2 separate regions of the Homo sapiens genome follow, and region 2 is linked to region 1. A link is an interaction called in ENCODE POLR2A ChIA-PET data of the cell type or tissue named here. Cell type or tissue: B cell. All regions are shown on one strand. Links, peaks and the distances in the headings refer to the core of each region. The heading gives the core; the rest is flanking DNA. Region 1 overlaps CBFB (core-binding factor subunit beta). Region 2 overlaps PHAF1 (phagophore assembly factor 1).

The links. Peaks named below come from ENCODE experiments on the same cell type or tissue, not always from the same donor. Only the 100,000 strongest peaks of a DNase experiment are listed, where the experiment ranks them.
Region 2: POLR2A ChIA-PET joins it to region 1 with 7 read pairs; 13 of 35 experiments call an interaction of 5 or more read pairs at or near these places.

What each region holds. Positions count from the first base shown.
Region 1 is chr16:67,053,019-67,057,403 of GRCh38, reverse strand. The region is part of intron 3 of CBFB (core-binding factor subunit beta); the gene reads right to left. Among named protein-coding and RNA genes, the nearest start is that of CBFB, 26 kb to the right of the region's middle. In B cell, for the core only: no CTCF peak of the experiment used is centred there; no DNase peak of the experiment used is centred there; H3K27ac peaks cover 1,395 bases.
Region 2 is chr16:67,140,456-67,144,840 of GRCh38, reverse strand. PHAF1 (phagophore assembly factor 1) reads right to left here. Exons shown (of 16, transcript NM_025187.5): 10 at 4,247-4,330; 11 at 465-547; 12 at 1-7. Among named protein-coding and RNA genes, the nearest start is that of B3GNT9, 8.4 kb to the left of the region's middle. In B cell, for the core only: no CTCF peak of the experiment used is centred there; no DNase peak of the experiment used is centred there.

The sequences.
Region 1 (4,385 bases), core at 206-4,205:
CATTCTCAGGGGATTTTTGTAAATAATGGTAAATGATCAGAAATAACCTAGACGCCCAATGATAATGAGCTGAATAAATAAACTTCCAAATTGAACACTGACCTTTAAAAAGCCTGCTAGAGGATAGGCGCGGTGGCTCACGCCTGTAATCCATGTGCTTTGGGAGGCCAAGGCAGGCAAATCATCTGAGGTCAGAAGTTCGAGACCAGCCTGGCCAACATGGTGAAACCCCGTCTCTACTAAAAATACAAAAATTAGCCGGGCATGGTGGCAGGTGCCTGTAATCCCACCAACTCGGGAGGCTGAGAAAGGAGAATCACTTGAATCCAGGAGGCAAAGGTTGCAGTGAGCCAAGATTGCACCACTGCACCCCAGCCTGGGCGAAAGAGTGAGACTCCATCTCAAAAATAAAAAGCCTGCTAGAGGCCGGGCATGGTGGCTCACGCCTGTAATCCCTGCACTTTGGGAGGCCAAGAAGGGTGGATCACGAGGTCAAGAGATCAAGACCATCCTGGCCAACATGGTGAAACCCCGTCTCTACTAAAAATACAAAAATTAGCTGGGTGTGGTGGCACGCACCTGTAGTCCCAGCTACTCAGGAGGCTGAGGCAGGAGACCTGCTTGAACCCGGGAAGCCGAAGTTGCAGTGAGCTGAGATCATGCCACTGCACTCCAACCTGGTGACAGAGCGAGACTCTGTCTTAAAAAAAAAAAAAAAAGCCTGCTAGAATCCAGGCAGGTCTGCTGATCCTTGACCACCAAAAACAAGCATCCCTCACCACCAAAAACAAGCATGTTACACGGGATGTTTACATTATGCTGTTAATGGAAAAAAACATAGTAAATACTGGGTAAAGAAAACCATTAAGCCTACACACATACACACACACACGACTTGCCATTGTTATACTCTATCAAATCTACATGAACACTGTATCAGTGAACACTAAACCACTGTTCCTAGGGGAAATGCAGACGTAGGTTCCTTCTAGCCTAACATCTTCCTCAACTGATCAATACATAATTTTGTTTTATGTATGCTTCTGTTCAGACATCATCTTCAATATATATTGCTGATTCACTAACACTGAACTCACAGCTGACAGCACTGTAACTCATGACTGAAGGGAACTTATCTAACATGTACATTTTCTCCATAAGGCACATTACGGCCTTCTTGCATTTAAGGAATACTAGACTGCACTTTAACATTATGCTTGTGGGCCATTTTAAACAGTGAAATCACCAACAAAAAGCACAAAATGAAAACTTATAAAACATAGAGAACATCACAGCAACACTGACAGTAATTTCTTTCCAAAGGAGACATGCTGTTTTTTCCCTGACAATGAAGAGTTGTTCCTACCCACAGACCAATGAATCATCCAACAGTAATACTGGGATGGCCATAGGCACCCAAGAAAACAAGATATTCCACTGAAGAAGTATGTACCCTGTCGCTTGCTGTAATCATTTCTGTAGTCTATTCAACAGATTCCTTTAGAAGATACTTGGTTCTGACTCATCCTCCTTTAGCCACATGCACCTCCCTGTTCATAAATGGACAGTCAGCTGCTCAACTGTCAGATAATCTCTACAGTCATTCAATCTTGTTTGCCTCTGAATCATAACTGGGTTGCATGTATGTGTAAAAATAGCTTCTTCTATAGTGATTTAATGTAATTTACCGATCATCTTACAGTCCAAAAGAGAAATCATAAAATGAAAAACTAAAGAAAGTGTCTGGAGGCCGGGTGTGGTGGCTCACACCTGTAATCCCAGCACTTTGGGAGGCCGAGGCAGATGGATCACGAGGTCAGGAGATCGAGACCATCATGGCTAACACAGTGAAACCCCATCTCTACTAAAAAAATACAAAAAAATCAGCTGGGCGTGGTGGCGGGCACCTACTCAGTAGGCTGAGGCAGGAGAATGGCGTGAACCCGGGAGGCGGAGCTTGCAGTGAGCCGAGATGCGCCACTGCACTCCAGCCTGGGCGACAGAGCGAGACTCCGTCTCAAAAAAAAAAAAAAAAAAAAAAAAAAAGAAAGTGTCTGGAATTCAATAGATTTAATACACTGTGTGTGTGTGCGTATACACATATAAATACATATTCAATAAATGGATACTAAACTCAGACTTCTGTTAAGAATAAATTAGACCCTCCAAAAAGTCATAAAAATGTATTAACTTGCCACCAATATGCTCTCCACATAATTATTTTAATTTGGTTTCACTGTATTTTTCTTTTCTTACATGAAAAGCTGAGCCAAGATAAATTCTGACTTTCACCCTTCAGTTGCAGCCATTTCCTCTGAAGTGATGTAAAGCAGTAAAAATCTACCAGCTAGATTCTCAGATAAAATGTACCCGATAAACAAGAAGAGGATACTAACAAAAAAGGAACATTTGTAGCACACACAAAAAAGAGCTCTTGGTGAAACCCTGTCTCTACTAAAAAAAAAAAAAAAAATACAAAAAATTAGCCAGGCGTGGTGGTGGGCACCTCTAGTCCCAGCTACGCGTGGGAGGCTGAGGCAGGAGAATGGCGTGAACCCGGGAGGCGGAGCTTGCAGTGAGGCGAGATCGCACCACTGCACTCCAGCCTGGGCGACAGAGCGAGACTCCGTCTCAAAACAAACAAACAAACAAAAAGCTCTGTTGAAATATAGTAGAAATTAAGACCCAATATAAGACTCTGAAGATAAAGTAGAGGAAATCTTCTGGAAGGTAGACCAAAAAGACAAAAGAGACAGTAAGAAAATAAGGTAACAGGATCATTCCTGTGGGTCTAACATCCAAATAGTAGATGTTCCAGAAAAGAATAGAAAAAATATAAGAAAGGAAGTCATCAATTAATATAAGAAAATTTCCTTACGAAGGACACAGCTGCCATACTGTAAAGGGCTGGCAAGTACCCTGCACAAGGAATGACTGTGGACCGACACTAGGTTACATCATAGATAAATACCAAAACATGGAGACAAAGATTTTACAAACTTCCAAAGACGGGGAAATTGGTCACAAACAGATCAGGAAACACAATGACTTCAGAGATTTTCAACTGCAACATTTAAACCAAGACAATGAAACAAGGCCTTCTTAACGAAAATAATCTCTAACCTCAAACTCTAGAACAAGACAAACTTACAATAAAGTATCGTAGAATAAAGACACTTCAAATATGCAACAACTCTGTTATCCACAAAGAGACCGTAAACCAAGAAACAGGAAGACAGAAAAACTGAAAAAGAAACAAAAAGAAAAAAACAAAAAAGCCCCTCACAGCAGAGGATGAACACAGAAATCAGTATGAAAGCAGTGCGCTGGATATAGAGGACAATCAGTCTAGATTGAAGAGATGGACATTCTGAGGATGGTCATCACCAAGATCCTGAGGGCAAAATGCTCATATATAAGCCTTCCCCACTGCTGGGACCAGCTAAGGACACTCATTTGAGCTGACAAAGGTGATGTGCTTTGACTCACTCCTGTGAAAAGAAGGTAGCTCTGGAATGAGACATCAATTTTGACAAAAGAAATTAAAAAAAAAAAAAAAGGATAAAAGAAGGTAGGTCATGGTGAGCCTAGAAGCAGAAAATACCAGAGCAGCTAACTCCCTCTGACCATATTCCTCCACATCTCCGGCACACGGTGAGCAATGGTTTCAGTGTGCCAGATGCCCTAACTCCAGTGTGAGCCCTAGGTTTCCCATAATCCACTCATGACTGTGCTCACAAGCTTCCCCAGGGAGGCTCTAAAAATTCACAGGGAAGCTGAATCCGGACTTGACCCTAAGATTCTGTTCAGCTCATCTTCTAGGAGCTGCATCTGAAAGTGACATTAGAAGGCTGGGTGCGGTGGCTCACGCTTGTAATCCCAGCACTTTGGGAGGCCGAAGAGTGTGGATCACAAGGTCAGGAGATCGAGACCAGCCTGGCTAACACAGTGACACCCCATCTCTACTAAAAATACAAAAAATTAGCCAGGTGTGGTGGTGAGGGGGCCCGTAGTCCCAGCTACTCGGGAGGCTGAGGCAGGAGAATGGCGTGAACCCAGGAGGCGGAGCTTGCAGTGAGCCGAGATCGCACCACTGCACTCCAACCTGGGTGACAGAGCAAGACTCCTCTCACCAAAAAAAAAAAAAAAAAAAAAGAGAGAAAGTGACATTAGAGTCCGTTGTTTACACTGCCCTGAAGTGTGTGCTTCCTAGTTTCATTTTTTTTAAAAACTAAACAATGCGTTATTTAGAGATATATGCACAGGAAATAAAATGACAAAGAAAAGTAAGGGAACAAATACATCAATCAGGATAGTGATTATTTTGTGGGGGGAGACGGGTTGAGGAAAAGAACTGTAAAGTTTTCTTTCTCTTTTTTTCTTTT
Region 2 (4,385 bases), core at 70-4,069, 88 kb before region 1:
ATGATAACTAGAGAGAAGGCAAATGGGTAAAGGCTGGGCCTCCTAGAAGGCCTGGCCACTCCCATATTCCAACCCCACACCCCAGGAGAAACAGAACCAAACACACCTGCCCAAAGCCCTGGCTCTGAGTGCCTGACAGTGTTCACTGGGGGAGGCCAGATTTAGGCACGGAAGTCGAACAGAAAAGATCTTGGCCCTGGGTTCTGGAGAGCCTATTACCTTGGATAAGACATCAAGCTTTCTGAACTTATTTCCCTATTTGTAAAATGGGTTCAAACAGAGAGATGTAAGGCATTGGACCCTGTGCCAGGAACACAGCAAGCACTCAGGAAATTCACTTCCCATGAAACAGCAAGAATTCAGGTGTAGATAAATTAGTGAACACCCAAAGCCAAAAGCTCTTTCCTGGGGTTTTCAGCCCAAAACTCACTTCACAGAGGGGAGGTACAGACAGGTGTACTCACATGTTGAAATTATAATGCCCAGGGTAATTGGTGTGTAGAACAAACTTCTTCACTTTGTGTGTATTCGCATCAAAGAGGATGTCCTGGGATAGAAAACAAGGGTACTCAAGGAGGGAATGTTACTGAGGCAGGGCAGAGGCCTTTCCAAAGGCATGTCCAACTTGGGACATCCAGTGCACTCCACAGCAAGAATGCCTGCAGGCATCACCTTTCTTCCAGACAACAGTCCAGGGGACAGGCCAAGCAGCTTTTAGACATTTTCTTTCTTCTTTTTTGAGATGGAGTCTCACTCTGTCATGGAGGCTGGAGTGCAGTGGCACTGTGTCAGCTCACTGTAACCTCTGTCTCCTGGGTTCAAGCAATTCTCCTGCCTCAGCCTCCCGAGTAGCTGGGATTACAGGCGCCCACCACCACGCCTGGCTGTTTTTTTTTTAATTTATTTTTATTTTTAGTAGAGACGGGGTTTCACCATGTTGGCCAGCCTGGTCTCAAACTCCTGACCTCAGGTGATCCGCCCACCTCGGCCTCCCAAAGTGCTGGCATTACAGGTGTGAGCCACCGTGCCTGGCCCCATACCTTATCTTTTCTGTCATGTGTGTTACCTCTCAACACACTGTACTATCCATTTTAGCTCTTTGTCCTGCTAAGTGGCTTTCTTCCCTCTGAATATAAGCTCCGTGAGGGCAGGGTTGTCCGTCTGTGTTCTTCACTGCTGTATCCCGAACTCCTAGAGTAGTGCCTGGCACACAGTAGGTACTCAATAAAGATTTACTGAATAAAGGTGCTTTACAAACTTTCAAGGCAGGTTCCTCTTTACAGATGAGGAAACCAAGGCCCCAGGAGGTGCAGTAAGTCACCTAGCGTGGTGCCCAGATGGTAAGCAGCAGAGCCAAGAGAATCCGAGGATGCAGACTCAGGACTTTGGGAGGCCAAGGCAGGAGGATTCCTTGAGTTGAGAATACAGGTGCACACCACCACGCCCGGCTAATTTTTGTAATTTTAGTGGAGATGGGGGTTTCACCATATTGGTCAGGTTGGTCTCGAACTCCTGACCTCAGGTGATCCACCCACCTTGGCCTCCCAAAGTGCTGGGATTACAGGCGTGAGCCACCATGCTGGCCAAGTCACCTGGTTCTTGAGGGGCTGAAGGCCACTTGACTATTCTGAATTCCACAATCCATCAGACCCTCCTGGCTTCCATTACACCCTCTGTGGGAGTCAGCAACCCCAGGAACTGAAGTTCCAGCCTGACCTCTCTCTAGGACTTGGACCTGGATTTGATGCCACCCAGTGAACACTTCCCTCCTATCCCCTACCCTTTCCAGCTTCATATCCATCCAGCTGCTTGGGCCCGTGACCTCAGGGTAACCTCTGACTCTACCCCTGTACCCACAGCCAACTAAGTCCTACTGAGGCCAGTCCATTCTCTCCATCTTCCCTGTCACCTATTGATGGCAGCAATGGCCCATCTGGAGTGGCCGCTGCAAGGATGCCGACTGGAGCAGAGGAAGTGTGGCCGGGACCTCTGTTTTCCCATAGAACTATGCAGAGCCTATGGGAACTGGGAACAGGTGAGAGCCCTGGCCTCTACTAAGTTGGCAGGGCAGGAGCCCATGCTCCTGGGTGTAGCTGCAGCCTCCCAGCTGCAGCTCCAGACCCTGGCATCCCTGCACTCTCAGGGGCCCAGAAGGCCCCTTGCCCCGGCAGGCTTGAAAGTGCCTGCTCCCACTACCTAGCCTCTCCCCACTCCCGGTGCCTGCTCTGGGGAGGGGCAAAGTTGTGGCTGAGCCCAGGCGCTGTCACGACCTGGTTGGGAGTGCACGCACTCAGGGCAGCACTGACACACTAGCCCCCTGCCGCCTCGGCATGAACAGCATGGGCACCATGGATGGCACGCTGATGGTGGTAGGAAGCAGAAGGGCTCCTGGGCAGAAAGGGCTTGGTCTGAGGTGAAACCCCACCTTCAAGCCTGGGATGGCCTGAGGCCTGGGGGCCGGGCTGCCAGCTCTGGGTAGTCTGTGGGTGGAGTGAGAATTTATGGTGCTTTTTCCGGGCCTGCTCATGGACCAATCAGCATGCACTTCCTCCCTTCTGAGCCCATAAAAACCCTGGATTCAGCCAGACTTGGACAGATGTCAATACTACCAACTGTGGGAAGAAGCTACCCACTTCAGGACTCCTTGACTCCTCAGGATGACCTGCCTACAGAAAGAAGCTACCCACTATGGGTCTTCTCTCTGCTGAGAGCTGGATACTCGTCAGGATGACCTGCCTGCAGAAAGAGCTACCCACCATGGGTCTCCTCTGAACTGTTCTGTTGCCCAATAAAGCTCCTCTCCTTTTTGCTCACCCTCCAGCTGTCTGCATACCTCATTCTTCCTGGCCGCAGGACAAGAACTCGGGACCCACCGAATGGTGGGACTGAAAGAGGTGTAACACAAATAAGGCTGAAATGCCCTGCCCCGCTTTCCACATTGTGGGTGACAAGAAGAGAAGAGCTGCAGCCCTTCAGGAAGCCCAGACCTAGGAGCTCCCCGAGCCAGAGCTGTGACACCCTGTTTGGGGCTCTGTGTGGTTCTTGGTGTCCCCAAGCTTCCGGGTGCCACCGCATTCTCCTTGTCCAGACATGGGTGCCCGCAATGGAAGCCGCTTGCGGTACACGTGATCTAGCCTCACCCTTACGTGGAGCTGGTGCCTATGCTGGCGCCTGGAGCTGCCTGCCCCACCACAGCAGTCAGCATGCCTGGCTGGGCACAGTGGCCGGATGCCACATTCACTCGCTCACACACCCCTTGCCACTCCATGCCTGGCTTGCCCTTGGCAGGCATGGGATCCAGGCTGGTAGCATGAGCTAAGCGCAGCCTGCCAGGCTGAGTGAGCTGAATGAGCCCAGCGGGAGCAAGCAAAAATTGGGGCAAAGGTGCCACCGGCCAAAGTAGTTTCCAGCTGGAAAAGCAACACCCTAAGTTTCTTGAGATACTATCATCACTGGCCCTTGAACCAGAGGTCCAGCTGCAACAGCACTGTTCCCTCCTGCCGCCATCCTACTCTCAGGAGTTCATGACCGGACATCAGCTCCCCTACTACTCTTGGCTCCTGTGTTTGGTCTTTCCCACTTAGGCAGACTCAGTCTCTCCTCACTCCCTCTGTGAAATCTACTGTTTGCTACCTCAGGACCTCAGACCGTAGAAGGCTCAAAGGTTACAAGACCCATGGTCCAGGCCAGCCCTGCCCTCTTGAGATGTTTCCTGCTGAAACACTGTTTATACAATAATTTCTCATGTATGCAACTCACCCACCAGCTGGACTGTCCGCACTGGCCAGCTACCAGCTATATCCAGCTCCCTGGGTCCATAGCACAGGGATACAGCAATGCCTCTGGGGTGGTCCTCTAAAAATATACAAGCACACCCCACTGTCTCCAATCCTTTTCAGTCTCCATTTTGTGACTCAAGAAGAGGGTCCTATGCTTTACAAAAGGGCAGCTCTCCAAACAGCTTAATCTGAATGATTTCCAAGGCCTCCATCTGTGGAACATGTTTCCCTCAGAAAAGAAGTCAACAGGTACCAGGGAACCTAGTGTTCCTGAGCAATCCTGGTTGCAGGCAAGGTCTACTTTGGAGTACCAGAGCCTATGCAAAACAACCCTGGGCAAAGACAGCTGGGGCTAGGTTCCCCAATGTCCAGGCATGGTTCCAGCTGCATGTGGACACACAGATCTGCAAAGATGCACTGCCCACCCCAATAGAAATGAAGGGCTTCTCTGAGGAATCACAACTTACCACTCCAAGAGTGAAGTAGTTAAAAAAGTAGTCATTACACTTCGATGGAACTTGTTTATGAGGGGAAGGAGAATGAATTTTCATCTGTAGGGAAAAAATAACCATAAATTAAAATCCATCCCTCTAATATAGTTCTGGA